Regions from separate parts of the Homo sapiens genome. Here region 1 is linked to region 2. A link is a loop called in an ENCODE intact Hi-C map of the cell type or tissue named here. Cell type or tissue: GM12878. All regions are shown on one strand.

Region 1 (8,000 bases), 150 kb after region 2:
AGCAACGTCCCTGCAGACAGGATCTCTGGCCACTGCCTGTTCCTCCTCTACACACAGCAGCTTGGCCAGGTCAAAACCCTCAGGACAGACCCCTGGGTATGTCGGCACATGGAGGGCTGAGCCCATCATGGCCACGGAGTAAGTCAGGATGAATCTCTCCAGCTCTGAACCCCTGCTCTGTCCCAGGCTCCCCCTCCTGTGTCTCAACGAGCCATGTCCCGCGGGTTTCCTGGGTAACTCTTCACTGCCACCTGCACCACCACAGGGAAGGTGTGGTGACCACAGGACAATCAGCTGGGCACATAAGAGAGGACATCAAAGATGGTCAGGAAGAACACGAGAAATCCTGAGCTCCAGCTCAGCCGCCAGACCCCAGGGAGCCAAAGAGTGACCGAGAACTCTCTCTTTGACTATGGGACTTACAGCCCCCACTGAGCAATCAGCACAGGCCTCTCCTCCCAAGAGGCATGAGAGATTCACCCTGCACACCTCTAGGAAGGACAGTTTCCTCTGGGACACCCAGGTCCTGAACGTCCATCCTTGGAAGCTGCAGCCAAGCTAGATACGATTAGAGAAAGGAAGGGTCCCTCTCACCAGGAAACACACAGTTCACACACAGCACAATGGGGCATCACTGTGACAGGGACCTGGTGCAGCTTCAGCCTCCTGCACTGCAGGGGAGAGCCAGATGGGGATGAAAGAGGCCAAAGGGCGTGAATGTGCACCCCTAACCAGAGCCATGCGGAGAGCAGGAGGCTGAGGCCCAGGACTGCGCTTGCCCAACCTGCAGGGTATGTGTGTGACTCTGTGGGTCTGTGTGTGTCTCTTCTGTGTGTGTGTGTGTGTGTGTATGTGTGTGTGTGTGTGTGTGTGTCTGCACAAAGTGTGTGTTGAGGTTTGGTGAAAGAATCACTGCTGAAAAAGGCAGAGGGCTCCACAATTCCCAGGGACCTGAAACACAGACAAAAGGAAAAACAGAAGGAGGGACAAGGAGGCAGAACTGAGAGAGGAGGGGACAGAGAGGTGTCCTGGGCCTGACCCCACCCATGAGCTTGAGAAGTGCTCCTGCCCCGGGAAGAGGCTCAGTGCAGAAGGAGGAAGGACAGCACAGCTGACAGCCGTGCTCAGGAAGATTCTGGATCCTAGGCTCATCTCCACAGAGGAGAACACGCAGGGAGCAGAGACCATGGGGCCCCTCTCAGCCCCTCCCTGCACACAGCATATAACCTGGAAAGGGCTCCTGCTCACAGGTGAGGAGAGAACTTCCTGGGAGAGGACAGGAAAAGGAAGCAGAGTGACTGGATGGGGTCTCCTAGAGAGGATGGGGTTCTAAAAAATAAAAGAAGCCAGCACTTTGGGAGGCTGAGGTGGGTGGATCAAGAGATCAGGAGTTCAAGATCAGTCTGGCCAACACAATGTAGCCCTGTCTGTACTAAAAATACAAAAAATTAACCAGGTATGGTGGTGTGCTCCTGTAATCCTAGCTACTCAGGAGGCTGAGGCAGGAGAATCACATGAACCCGGGAGGCAGAAGTTGCAGCTAGCCGAGATAGCACCACTGCATGCCAGCCTGGGTGACAGTATGAGACTCCGTCCCAAAAGAAAAAAAGGAAAAAAGAAAAAAAAGGAAAGAAGGCTCTGTTGGAGCCTGGATAGGGGAAAATACACCAGAGAGGGACAGGGGTCAAAATAGGAAAGTCACATTGAACCGGAATTGGTAAGAGGTAGGAAAATCTTAAGTGTTCTGTTTTTCTGATTAATCCTCAGGGGTCACCACATTTTGAAAAATGAAAATAATAACTATATCAGATGACACTTGAAATAAAAATATAAGCAGGGCATGAAACACTGTCCTCAGCAAAAAACCTCAACAATTGGGAGGAAAAAAAACACCCAGGGCATGGAGGCCCCTGAGAACTCTCACATCTACAGGAGTCTGCAGCCTGTTCCAGGCACTGGGGTGCGACCAAGATCACAAAAGTCCCTGTCCTCACGGAGCTCATGCTGTCATGGGGAGGAAGACAGACATGCAAAGAGATCTAGAATGTGAGATCAGGTGTTGACAAGAACCCTGGAGGGAGCAGAGCAGGGAAAGGTCAAAAAGGAAAGACCCAGGTTCTCTGAAGGAGGTGTCAGGAAAGAAGTCTAAGGATGCCCTGATGTGAGCAGAACCTGAGGGCAGTGTGGAGGGGGCCGTGCGGACCCCTGGGGAAGAGGATTCCAAACAGAAAAATGCCAAAGTCAGGAGTGTTGAAGGAATGGGGGTCATGCTGCTGACCTTGACCTAGTAGGACAGTAGGACACACACAGAAACACACATGCCCCTTTTATATGTGTGTGTGTGTGTTTGTGTGTGTGTGTGTGTGTGTGTGTGTGTGTGTGTGTGTGTCTTCAAGGCTGAGGATTGAAGAGACCTTCTCAGGACCCAGGGGCCCATCTTTTCAACCCAACACATAGGTCTCAATATTGACTGATGCTCTCTCCACCTCCTAGCATCACTTTTAAACTTCTGGAACCCGCCCACCACAGCCCAAGTCACGATTGAAGCCCAGCCACCAAAAGTTTCCGAGGGGAAGGATGTTCTTCTACTTGTCCACAATTTGCCCCAGAATCTTACTGGCTACATCTGGTACAAAGGACAAATCAGGGACCTCTACCATTATGTTACATCATATATAGTAGACGGTCAAATAATTAAATATGGGCCTGCATACAGTGGACGAGAAACAGTATATTCCAATGCATCCCTGCTGATCCAGAATGTCACCCAGGAAGACACAGGATCCTACACTTTACACATCATAAAGCGAGGTGATGGGACTGGAGGAGTAACTGGACGTTTCACCTTCACCTTATACCGTGAGTGATTCCACATGGTCCCTGGGTGTTGGGGGGCAGGGGTCATTTCTACTTCACACACACAGAATTGTCAGGCCTGGACTGTGCCTGTGTCCCTCTCTGCATTATGTCCCATGCTGGGGTTTGGGCATTTATTGCAGGAAACACACAGAGGAGACAAATTTCAACAGATCAGAATTCCTTTCTCACATCCAGACCCTGCAGAAACTTGCTGCAGAGGAAGGACAGTCTGATGGGGGGACTCAGCAGGAGGAGATCAGTCTCAGCCAAGCACCTCATGCCCTCTTCATAAATTTGACCCTGAGAAAGACCCTGGAAAACTGAGTAGGGCTTGGCCTGAGGGGCCCCCTGAGACCCTCAGAGAAGCTCAGCCCTAGAAGCCTCAACCCCAGACCCCTGTCCCTAAATCCTTGCTCCAGATAAAGCTGAGGAGCCTGTGCCAGGACTGGGTTATGGTTTCTTGGGCAGGGCTTACTGGGACTAAGAATTTTCCAGCTGTCTGAGGACTGTGTCTCCTGCAGCTGTTCACCAGCCAGGGCTCAGCCCTCAGAGCCTCATCTGGGCAAGGACAGAGCTTTCTTCACCTGACACTCAGAGTGGAGAGGACAGAAAGACAAGCTTTGTAGGCCATCAGCCAACTGCCTTAGGAGGCCTAGGACACTCCATAGAAAGTCTAATATCCCCAGAAGCAGAAACAGAAGAGAGAAGATGTACCAGGTAGCAGCTTGTCCACAGGGATCTGACGTAAAGGTGCTTTCTCATGGAAGCAAATTAATAATAAATGCTGTTTGGTGAACATTTCCACAGTGCTACGCATTAGGTCAGGTGACTGTGAATAATTTAACATTTATTCACAGATAGCATGAAAAGCCACAGTCCATTTGCCATTTAGCTTATTTGATTGAGAGAAAACTGAGTCACAGGAAAGCACAGTCACTGAGCCAGAGTCACACAAACACAAAGGGGAGATCAGGGTCACATGAGGTCTGTCTGCAGCCACAGGCCCATCCTCTCCTCCACCAGAAGTGAGGGCTTACTGGGTTCCAAGCACCCCATACTCATTTATTGGCTCAAATCCTCTCTTCTTAGGCATCCAAACCTCAGAGGAGTGAGAGCAAGTGGTCACCTGATTAGTCTGCACTCCAGAACTAAATCAGCTGCCTCAACCATCAGAGTCAGTGCAAAAAAAATGTCCAGGTCTCCCCCTCAGATCTTAACACCCATCATTGAACCTGAAATCCTGTGTTTCCCAAAGTTCCCATGTCACTGTCATGAGAGGATCAAGGAGAGGACCTTGTTTTCTTTCCCCACTCACACCCTGCACCAGCACAGGCCCAGCCAGAGACACATACTCAGGAGCTCTCACATAACAAATAAAGGAATTGAATGCAGAAATGACTGATCCAAAACCTCTTTAGAGACTGGATCTTGGATGCAGAATCCCAGGAGTTTCTAGCCACACCTGTCCCTTGTCCTTCGGAGGCTGACACCCATGTTTCATCACCCCACTACCTCTTGCCCCTAAAGCCACCCCACCTCATGTAACTCTGAAGCTCTTTGGCCACGGAGGGTTCTCAGGGCTCCTTGGTCCTGGACTGTGGAAATGGGGGCACCTTGTCCCTGGGGTCACTGAAGTCAGTGTAGCCCTCACTGCTCACTGCCATGGTGTCTCTGCCTCTCTCTGCTTCTCTGTGTCCCTCATCTTCCTCCCACTTCATTCTGACTGGCAAGCCCTGTCCTGCACAGCTTCTTCCTCCACTGCTAGGCCTTCCGCAGACACTCCCTCTAACTAGGCTGACTGTTCTGTTCCCTTCCCGCTAACACTGTGGCCTGGCCCACCTCCCAGGAAATAGGAAAGGTGCAGAAATCACCTGGAGTTGCCACTCCTGCCAGGCTTCATCTCGAGCCAATGACCCCAGGTCACTAAGAGAATGAGCTTCCACTGTATTTCCATCCAGGGCTCTTTCACTTTGTGAGGCTGACCTGTGGACAAGACCATGGGACAGGGATAGGCAGTTCCTCCATCCACTCTTATAATTGCCAGACAAGTTCTTCTGGCCTCCTGCACACATACATACACCAAAAAAAAAAAAAAATATATATATATATATATATATATATATATATATATATATATTGAAATGGTGATTTGTAGTAAAGAATGATTTTAATGACTCCAAGTCTGCCAAACAGGAGGACAGAGGTTTATTATTACTCAAATCAGCCTCCCCAGTGGATCAGGGGTTAGAGATTTTCAAGGATAGTTTCAGGGGCACAGGACTAAAAAATGAGTACTGCTGATTGTTTGGTGATGGAATCATGTGGGCAGAGGGAAATGATCTGTTAGTGCTTGAATCTGCCTCTAGGTAGGGACCACATGACTGGCTGAGCCATTAGTCATAGGTATAGATGAGGTCAGCCGGTTGCCAGAATGCAAAAGAATGAGAAACATCTCAAAAGACCAATCTCACGTTCTACAATAGTGATGTTATCTATAGGAGCAATTAGTTACAAATTTTGTAAACTCTTGCCAAATGACACTGGAGCAGTCAGGGATTATAGAAACTGTGCCAACATTTTAGCAGAATTCAGTTCCCTCTTATAATCTAAATCTCATGGTCTTTCACTAGTTTTACCAAGGCAGTCCCTGGGCAAAGTAAGGGTGTTAGTTTTATGGAGGAACTATCATCATTCTTGCTTCAAAGTTAAACCATAAACCAAATTCTTCCCAAGGATAGCCTGGCCTATGTCCAGGAATGAGTGAGGACAGCCAGCCTGAGACTAGATGCCAGATGGAGTCAGCCACGCTAGTTTGCTGTCACTGTTGTAATCTTTGCACGGACTCATCAGGGTGTCAGAGGCTGGAAGGGCCTGCAGTTCCCAAAGCCCATGGGCTCATTTCACCCATTTCACTCGTGACTCCATTCTCAACCTGCTATGGAGCTCACATTCTTTTGTCACTTCCTAGAGACTTCTGGCTTTCTGTCAGGCATATAACAAGCTTGGAATTTGTCACTCGGTTCTAACACTAAGTAAAACGCTGAACAAACTCAAAAGTCAACAACTCGTTAAAATCCCTCAGAGATGGCTGGGCACAGTGGCTCACACCTATACTCCCAGGACTTTGGGAGGCCGAGGCAGGCACAAGGTCAGGAGATACAGACCATCCTGGCTAACATGGTGAAACCCCGTCTCTACTAAAAATACAAAAAATTAGTGGGACGTGGTGGTGGGCACCTGTAGTCCCAGCTACTCGGGAGGCTGAGGCAGGAGAATGGAGTGAAACCGGGAGGCGGAGCTTGCAGTGAGCTGAGATCATGCCACTGCACTCCAGCCTGGGTGACAAAGAGAGACTCTGTCTCAGAAAAAAAAAATGCTGTTTGAGAAATGAAGAATGCTTTTGATGCTTACTGGTAGACTGCACACAGCTGTGGAAAGAATACCTAGCTTGAGAATGTGTCAATAGAAACTTCCAAAACTGAAACAGGAAAGTTCAAAAAGAGTGGGGGAAAAAAAGTGGAACAACATTTCAACTTCATATTTAGTATTTTGTTTTGACAATAGCAATTTTTAAATTTTGTAGTTGTGGGACAACTACAAAGGCTGTAACATACCCTTAATGGGAATACAGGTGGTTTGGGGACCAGATCGAGGTGGCCAGGTAGGTGCTATCTCATGGTTTTACTGCCTGTGCCACATACAACTGTTTCCTCATGATGATGCCGTTTTCATAAGTTGGAGTTCTTCGTGTGGGGAGACACACGAGCCATTGCCATCTCACTTAGCCTCTTACTAATTCACACAAACTTAAACTCTAGTGGTGTTTCCTGAGCTTAAGAGAAAATGAAGAAAGCATTTCACATACCTGTTTTGGGGTCCTCCGCATTTTTCCTAACTCTGCCCAGAAATTATAAGCAGGCAGTTCTTTCTATATTTACTAACATAACACTCATCACTTCTTTTAATTTGGCATCCTTCCTCTCTTTATGTAATTGATGCACTGACCAGTTCTGTCCTTTTAACGGGACTCTCTCTACTTAAGGAGCTGCTAATTCAAATCACCTTTGGCATCTTTCTTTGAGCATAATGTGATCCTGCTGGAATTCACGGCACACCTAAACCTCATTTTCGTCTCAAGAGAAATACTACTACCAGCAATTGATCTTAGATGTTTGGACCATCAGTAAAAATTTCCACTAATGAAAACATTTTAATGTTTCCTCCAAATTTTTCTTTTGTTATTAGAGTCAGAACATAACCTGAGGTCTAAACTCCTGACAACATTTTATGGGAAAATTACAGTATTACGAATTGAGCATCCCAAATCCAGAAATCCACAATCTGAAATGCTCAAAACTCAACCCTTCTGACCACTGATGTGATGCTAAAAAGAAGTGCTCACTGGCGCATTGTGGATTTTAAATTTTTCAGATTTGGGATGCTAAACCAGTACATGTACTGCAAATATTCCAAAATAAAAAAATTAGAAATTGAAAACACTTTGTTTTAACCTTTCTGCATAAGGAGCACTTTATCTGTATGAACTATAGGCATGAGGCTGTACAGGAGATCTCTAGAACCCCCTCATCCTGCATAACTGAAACCACACACCCACGGAACAGTGCCCTATTCCCCTAATCCCAGCTCCTGGAAACTACTATTCTACTCTCTGATTCACTCTGGAATCCACTGATATGAGGTACATAGAGTAGTCAAACTCAGAATCAGAGGGTAGAATGTCTAATGAGAGAAAGTATCTGCAAGACTTCTTCCCAAATATTGGTCTAATATCCACCAAACACATATGGTCCATGAGGACCAGACTTCCATCATCAGTTCATGTTCACCCTTTCCACCAGTCAGTTCTGTATTTGCAAACATCAACATGTATTTCTAGAAAGATCCACATGGTCCTCACCTGCCCTCTACAGGGGAAAGGGAGCATCATGGACCCAGAACAGGGAACATGGTCTTGGGCCAAACCTATCAGCTCTTGCCTGTCCCCTTCACTCTTTGTAGGTCATTCCTTGGACTCTGCTCTATCTTTAGAGGTCACTGGCTCAAGTCAGTCACTATGAGACACCTGGGAAAACTGCGCCACCTTGTGGCTGCACTGCCTGATGACTGAACTGACCTCCAGG
Region 2 (8,000 bases):
GTGTCCAATGGAGATGCCCACTTGTGGGCGGCAAGCCACCCAGGTGCCGAGGCAAGAGACTGAGGGAACGAGCCGTTCCAGTATAATAAAATGTAAAAGAAGAATAGTTATACCAGATATAGATCTTAGATATGATTATATATAAATATCATTAATCATTAGTTGGTAGCAATTGCTCTTTATTCCAATATTATAATAATCCTTGGTCTATAATCATAACCTAGGAAAAGCCAGGCCATACAGAGATAGGAGCTGGGGAGACATAGTGAGAAGTGACCAGAAGACAGGAGTGCGAGCCTTCTGTTATGCCCAGACAGGGCCACTAGAGGGCTCCTTGGTCTAGCGGTAACGCCAGCGTCTGGAAAGATGCCCATTGCCAAGCAGACCGTGGTCTAGTGGTAGCCTCAGTGTCAAGGAAAAACACCCGCTACTTAGCAGACCGGGAAAGGGAGTCTCCCTTTTCCTGGGGGAGTTTAGAGAAGACTCCACTCCTCCACCTCTTGTGGAGGGCCTGACATGAGTCAGGTCCACCCGCAGTTATCTGGAGGCCTGACCGTCTCCCTGTGATGCTGTGCTTCAGTGGTCACACTCCTAGTCTGCCTTCATGTTCCATCCTGTACACCTGGCTCTGCTGTTTAGTTAGCAGTAGCAAACTAGTGAAAGTACTAAAAGTCTCTAATAAGCAGAAATAATGGTGTAAGCTCTCTCTTTCTCCTCTCTCTCTCTGCCTTGGCTGCCAGGCAGGGAAGGGCCCCTTCTCCAGTGGACACGTGACACATGTGGCCTTACCTATCATTGGAGATGGCTCACACTCCTTATCCTGCCCCTTTGTCTTATATCCAATAAATATCAGCGAAGCCTGGCATTCGGGGCCACTACTGGTCTCCGCATCTTGGTGGTAGTTGTCCCCCAGGCCCAGTTGTCTTTTCTTTTATCTCTTTGTCTTGTTTCTTTATTTCTACAATTTCTCGTCTCTGCACACGGGGAGAAAAACCCACTGACCCTGTGGGGCTGGTCCCTACACCCACTGTATAGAGACATAAAGAAGTTGAGATGTATACAACTCCCCCAACAACATTGTATCACAAAACAATGTCCTCTCTGCCCCTCATCATGGAATTTACTGTCTCTCACCACGTGGGCAGGTGCTTCCAGGGTCTCACAATTCTTCCACAATAGGCAATGCACACTTTAACATAGCACTTCAGCAAATAAAGTGGTGAGAGTTTACCTACTTAGATAAAGTTTCTTAAAATGTTCTCCCAAATTTCCCCCTGAAGAAGACAGAAAAGACTTTCCCAATTGTGAAACATTAGCTTCCCCATCTTTCAAAAATGGACACCTGAATAGCCAAAACAATCTTGCCAAAATAAATTGTAGGACTTGAACTTTCTTATTTGAAATCTCACAAAGGAGTACAATTATTAAAACAGAAGCTGCTGGCAAAAGAATGGACATAAAGAAAAATGGGATAGAATTGACAGTCTAGAAATAAACCCTCACACTTATGGTCAATTACTCTTTGAAGAGGGTGTCAAGACAATTTAATGGATGAACAACTCTCCTTTCAAATGATAGTGCAGAAACAACTAGATAACCACATGCAAAACAGTGAATTTAGATTACTCTAGCTTCCACCATATCAAACAATTCTCTAAAAAATTAATCACTGAGTTAAATATCAGACTTATAACCATAAAAACATCTTAAAATAGACATAGAGGTAAATATTGATGACCTCAAATGTGCAATGGATTCTTAGATATGATACAAAAGCATGAGAAACAAGAAAAAAAGATAAATTGGGCTTTATCAAGATGTGAGCCTTTTGTACATCAAAGAAACTTATCAAGAAAATAATTAATAGACACAGAATGAGAGAAAATATTTGCAAACCACATCAAGAAGGACATGAAAGGATACTCAACATCATTAGTCACTAGGAAAATACAAAGTCAAAGCTGCAATGAGACACCACATCACACCTACGAAACTGGCTACCATTCTTTTAAAATGTTAAATAACAAGTAGCAGCATTATGTAGAATTTGGAATCCTCATACATTGCTGGTGAGAATATAAAAAGTACAGCCCCTAGGAGAAAGAGTTTTGCTTTTCCTCAAAAAGCTAATCATAGAATTCTCATTTGGCCCAACATTTATTCCTAGGTGTACACCCAAGGAATTAAATCCAGGGACTCAAACAGGCACTTGCATAGGAATGTTGATTGCAGCATTATTCAAGAGATAAAATATGAAAACAATCCAAGTGCTCATCAACACATGAATAAATAAATATGGTGACACACACAACAGAATGTTAATCTGCCATAAAGAGGAATGAAGGTCTGACACCCGCTGGAACATGCATGGACTTTGGAAACATTATGCTAACTGAAATGTGTCAGAAACAAAATAACATAATTGTATAATTCCATTTATGTGAAACACCAAGAATAGGCAAATTCATAGAGACAGAGTAGAGATGATCAAAGTCTAGGGTGGAACATACAGGGAGTTATTGTTTAAAAGATACAAAGCTTCAGTTTAAAATGATAAAAATTTTCTAGGAAAAATACTGGTGATGGTAATTTAACACTGTGTATGTGGTTAATTTCACTTGATTGTGGATTTTAAAGTGGTTAAAATAGCATATTATTCACAGAACTGTGAAAAACAGATTTCTATTATTTAATTCACCCAGGCTAAGGTGTTTGTTATGGCAGCTGAAGCCCATGAATACATCATCTGACCCAGTGTTTCAATGAAACGCATCAGATTTTCAATCAAGTTAGTTGGAAGCTCCTGTCCCCAGCAGAACCAGAGGCCCCAAAACAAGAGCTCCAGCAGGGGCTCAACCAGCACAGGTCCCATAGGGCAGCCTCAATGTCAGGCCCTGGATGGCATGTGAGGCTACAATGATACAACCACAATGTGAAAATGTAAGTATTTTTAATACTTACACACACTAGGGAGCACTCAGCACACCTGGAGACCACAGAGGTCAGTGAGCACAGGCAGGGAGGAAAGAGACCGGTGAGCCAATGGCTTTATTAAGTCCAGGGTGTTATCTGACAGGTTTCCAGCAGGGAGCTTTAATGGATGTGTTCAAAGCAAGCAGCAAACACTGGGACCAGGAGCTCAGGCTGTGACTGAGAGGTGGTCACTTTAAATGTGAGGGCGAATGTCAGAATTATCAGTTTAAAGAAAGCAGCTGGAGAGAGGTGAGCCCAGCACACCAAGCAGGAGAGATGCCTCTAAGATTTTATCTCTGGACACCAACTGGAGCCACCTGAACCAGATACAGTATTGAAAACTGCCATGGTGACCAAGCCCTGCCTCTGATTTGAGGCAAATAAACTTACACCTTAAAAAATGAATGCCAAGGCAACATGACGCTATGAGCATCACGACATCCAGGGACACCAGAAGGGTGTGATACTGTGCCCTGGAGTCAGAATCCTGGGTTCTGGTCCCTGGGAGTGAGAAAATGAAAATGACTTGTCCCTGCCCCTCAACATTGATCTTCCCACCCTGCTGCTCCCTCTTCTGCTCCCAAGCCCATGTCCAGTGCTCAGCCCCAGACATCACTGCCCCCAGGGTATACACAGTGCCGCCTACTGCACACAAACACAAACTCACAGAAGGTGACAAAAATCTGCGTTTCGGACATCTGATTGTGAAAGAGGGAGAACAGTGAACGTAGAGTCACACAGACTGGGACTCACGGGGCTGGAAGGTGAAGGAGCTGTAACATAACATATGTGTGACCTCGTGTGAAGTGTGCAGATCCACATGGAATAAAACATGCAGCCTGGCCTGGGATTGCTGCCGTTCACACTTCCCTCCCTGTCCACAAGAGGGCGACAGAGTCCCTCCCAGCCTGGAGCCTTCCCAGGGGATGCCAACCTCCCTCAGCGGAACCCACAGCCCAGCAGTGTCCACCCTCACCAGGGTCACTTGGGCCTAAGTCCTCAGCGCCCTCCATGCTCCCCACACGGACTCTGTCAGCTCCTCCCTGCCTTGGCTGCCGCCAACCTAACACCACTCCCTCTGCAGGGAGCTCCTGCCCCACACACCTGCTCCTTCCCTGGGCCCAGCTAAAGGCATCTCCCAGGGCAGCGCTGGTGCACGCGACACTACACTGGGAGCTTTCCCCTCCTGACCTCCCTCCATCCTCATCAACTCTTTCTGTCACTGCTCCCTAAATGCCCACCCCTGCTCCATCTGTCCTGTTCTCTGGGGCATCCCAGGCCAAGCCTAGAGCTGACACAGAACAGCGGCTGCCTGAGGGCCCACAGCCTCCCCGGGAATCAGCCAGGCACCCTGTGACCTCCCTGCCCGCTGCACCGCGCGGGGCTCAGAGCGCATGTGATGGTCACACACAGGTACCATCCGGGATGGGGCCACCTGCCCCCAGCTGTCCCTTGGGAAGACAGACCTCTCTTGTGTCCTTGCGGGGAGATGAGGGGTGTTATTGCTCTTTGCTCCCAGAACACAACTCACCCCCACCTGCCCTCTCAGGTGTGAGCAATGTCCCTCCAGACAGGATCTCTGGCCACTGCCTGTTCCTCCTCTACACACAGCAGCTTGGCCAGGTCAAAACCCTCAGGACAGACCCCTGGGTATGTCAGCACATGGAGGGCTGAGCCCATCATGGCCACGGAGTAAGTCGGGATGAATCTCTCCAGCTCTGAACCCCTGCTCTGTCCCAGGTTCCCCCTCCTGCGTCTCAACAAGCCATGTCCCGCGGGGTTCCTGGGTAACTCCCCACTTCCTCCTGCACCACCACGGGGAAGGTGTGGTGACCACAGGACAATCAGCTGGGCAGAGAAGAGAGGACATCAAAGATGGTCAGGAAGAACATGAGAAACCCTGAGCACCAGCTCAGCAGCCAAACCCCAGGGAGTCAGAGAGTGACCGAGAACTTCCCCTTGACTACGGGACTCACAGCCCCCACTGAGCAACCAGCACAGGCCTCTCCTACCAAGAGGCATGAGAGATTCACCCTGCACACCTCCAGAAAGGACAGTTTCCTCTAGGACACCCAGGTCCTGAATGTCCATTCTTGGAAGCTGCAGCCAAGCTAGACACGATTAGAGAAAGGAAGGGTCCCTCTCACCAGGCAACACACAGCTCACCCACAGCACAATGGGACATCACTGTGACAGGGACCTGGTGCAGCTCCAGCCTCCTGCACTGAAGGGGAGAGCCAGATGGGGATGAAAGAGGGCAAAGGTCGTGAATGTGTACCCCGACCCAGGGCCATGGGGACAGCAGGAGGCTGAGGCCCAGGACTGTCCTTGCCCAACCTGCAGGGTATGTGTGTCACTGTGTGGGTCGGTGTGTGTCTCTTTTGTGTGTGTGTGTGTGTGTGTGTGTGTGTGTGTCTGCACAAAGTGTGTGTTGAGGTTTGGTGAAAGAATCACTGCTGAAAAAGGCAGAGGCCTCCACAATCCCCAGGGACCTGAAACACAGACAAAAGGAAAACAGAAGGAGGGACAAGGAGGCAGGACTGAGAGAGGAGGGGACAGAGAGGTGTCCTGGGCCTGACCCCACCCATGAGCCTGGGAATTGCTGCTGCCCCAGGAAGAGGCTCAGTGCAGAAGGAGGAAGGACAGCACAGCTGACAGCCGTGCTCAGGAAGTTTCTGGATCCTAGGCTCATCTCCACAGAGGAGAACACACAGGCAGCAGAGACCATGGGGCCCCTCTCAGCCCCTCCCTGCACAGAGCACATCAAATGGAAGGGGCTCCTGGTCACAGGTGAGGAGAGAACTTCCTGGGAGAGGACAGGAGGAGGAAGAAGAGTGACTGGATGGGGTCTCCTGGAGAGGATGGGGTTCTAAAAAATGAAAGAAGCCAGCACTTAGGGAGGCTGAGGTGGGTGGATCACGAGATCAGGAGTTCAAGGTCAGTCTGGCCAACACAGTGTAGCCCTGTCTCTACTAAAAATACAAAAAATTAACCAGGTATTGTCGTGTGTTCCTGTAATTCCAGCTACTCAGGAGGCTGTGGCAGGAGAATCACGTGAACCCAGGAGGCAGAAGTTGCAGCGTGCCGAGATAGCGCCACTGCATACCAGCCTGGGCGACAGTACGAGACTCCGTCTCAAAAAAAAAAAAAAAAAAAAAAAAAAAAAAAAAAAAGAGAGAAGAAAGAAATAAAAGGAAAGAAGGCTCTGTTGGAGCCTGGATAGGGGAAAATATACCAGAGAGGGACAGGGGTCAAAACAGGAAAATCACATTGAACTGGAATTGGTAAGAGGTAGGAAAATCTTAAGTGTTCTGTTTTCCTGATTAATCATCAGGGGCCACATTTTGAAAAATGATAATAATAACTATATCAGATGACACTTCAAATAAAAATATAAGCAGGACGTGAAACACTGTCCTCAGCAAAAAACCTCAACAATTGGGGGAGAAAAAAAAAAACACCAAGGGTGTGGAGGGCCCTGAGAAGTCTCACATCTACAGGAGTCTGCAGCCTGTTCCAGGCACTGGGGTGCAACCAAGATCACAAAAGTCCCTGTCCTCACTGAGCTCATGCTGTCATGGGGAGGAAGACAGACATACAAAGAGATCTAGAATGTGAGGTCAGCTGTTAACAAGAACCCTTTAGGGAGCAGAGCAGGGAAAGGTCAGAAAGGGAAGACCCAGGGTCTCTGAAGGAGGTGTCAGGAAAGAAGTCTTAGGATACCCTGATGTGAGCAGGACCTGATGGGGTCATGCGGACCCCTGGGGAAGAGGATTCCAAACAGAAAAATGCCAAGGTCACAAGTGGTGAAGGAATGGGGGTCATGCTGCTGACCTTGACCTAGTAGGACAGTAGTACACACACACATACACACATACAAACACACATGCCCCTTTTGTGTGTGTGTGTGTGTGTGTGTGTGTGTGTGTGTGTGTGTGTGTGTGTCTTCAAGGCTGAGGATTGAAGAGACCTCCTCAGGACCCAGGGCCCCATCTTTTCACCCCAATACATAGGTCTCAATATTGTCTGATGCTCTCTCCACCTCCTAGCATCACTTTTAAACTTCTGGAACCTGCCCACCACTGCCCAAGTCACGATTGAAGCCCAGCCACCAAAAGTTTCCGAGGGGAAGGATGTTCTTCTACTTGTCCACAATTTGCCCCAGAATCTTACTGGCTACATCTGGTACAAAGGGCAAATCAGGGACCTCTACCATTACATTACATCATATGTAGTAGACGGTCAAATAATTATATATGGGCCTGCATATAGTGGACGAGAAACAGCATATTCCAATGCATCCCTGCTGATCCAGAATGTCACCCGGGAGGACGCAGGATCCTACACCTTACACATCATAAAGCGAGGTGATGGGACTAGAGGAGTAACTGGATATTTCACCTTCACCTTATACCGTAAGTGATTCCACATGATCCCTGGGTGTTGGGGGACAGGGGTCATTTCTACTTCACACACACAGGATTGTCAGGCCTAGACTGTGCCTGTGTCCCTCTCTGCATTATGTCCCATGCTGGGGTTTGGGCATTTAGTGCAGGACACACACAGAGGAGACACATTTCAACAGATCAGAATTCCTTTCCCGCATCCAGACCCTGCAGACACTCGCTGCAGAGGAAGGACAGTCTGATGGGGGGACTCAGCAGGAGGAGATCAGTCTCAGCCAAGCACCTCATGCCCTCTTCATAAATTTGACCCTGAGAAAGACCCTGGAGAACTGAGCAGGGCTTGGCCTGAGGGGTCCCCTGAGATACTCTCAGAGAAGCTCAGCCCTAGAAACCTCAACCTCCAAACCCTGTCCCTAAATCCTTGCTCCAGATAAAGCTTAGGAGCCTGTGCCAGGGCTGGGTTGTGGCTTCATGGGCAGGGCTTACTGGGACCAAGGATTTACCAGCTGTCTGAGGACTGTGTCTCCTGGAGCTGTTCACCAGCTAGGGCTCAGCCCTCAGAGCCTCATCTGGGCAATGGTGTAGAGGACAGAGGTCAAAACAGGAGAGGCAGAGTGGAGA

Evidence for each region. Peaks named below come from ENCODE experiments on the same cell type or tissue, not always from the same donor. Only the 100,000 strongest peaks of a DNase experiment are listed, where the experiment ranks them.
Region 1: it touches region 2 in a loop (4-fold over the local background); 12 of 110 quality-filtered maps call a loop at or near these places.

Annotation. Positions count from the first base shown.
Region 1 is chr19:42,930,263-42,938,262 of GRCh38, reverse strand. It overlaps PSG7 (pregnancy specific beta-1-glycoprotein 7), which reads left to right and starts at 1,056. Exons shown (of 6, transcript NM_002783.3): 1 at 1,056-1,250; 2 at 2,494-2,859. The coding sequence starts at 1,187. In GM12878, no CTCF peak of the experiment used is centred here; no DNase peak of the experiment used is centred here.
Region 2 is chr19:43,080,269-43,088,268 of GRCh38, reverse strand. It overlaps PSG2 (pregnancy specific beta-1-glycoprotein 2), which reads left to right and starts at 5,568. Exons shown (of 6, transcript NM_031246.4): 1 at 5,568-5,763; 2 at 7,023-7,388. The coding sequence starts at 5,700. In GM12878, a CTCF peak has its summit at 3,856 (motif pointing right); no DNase peak of the experiment used is centred here.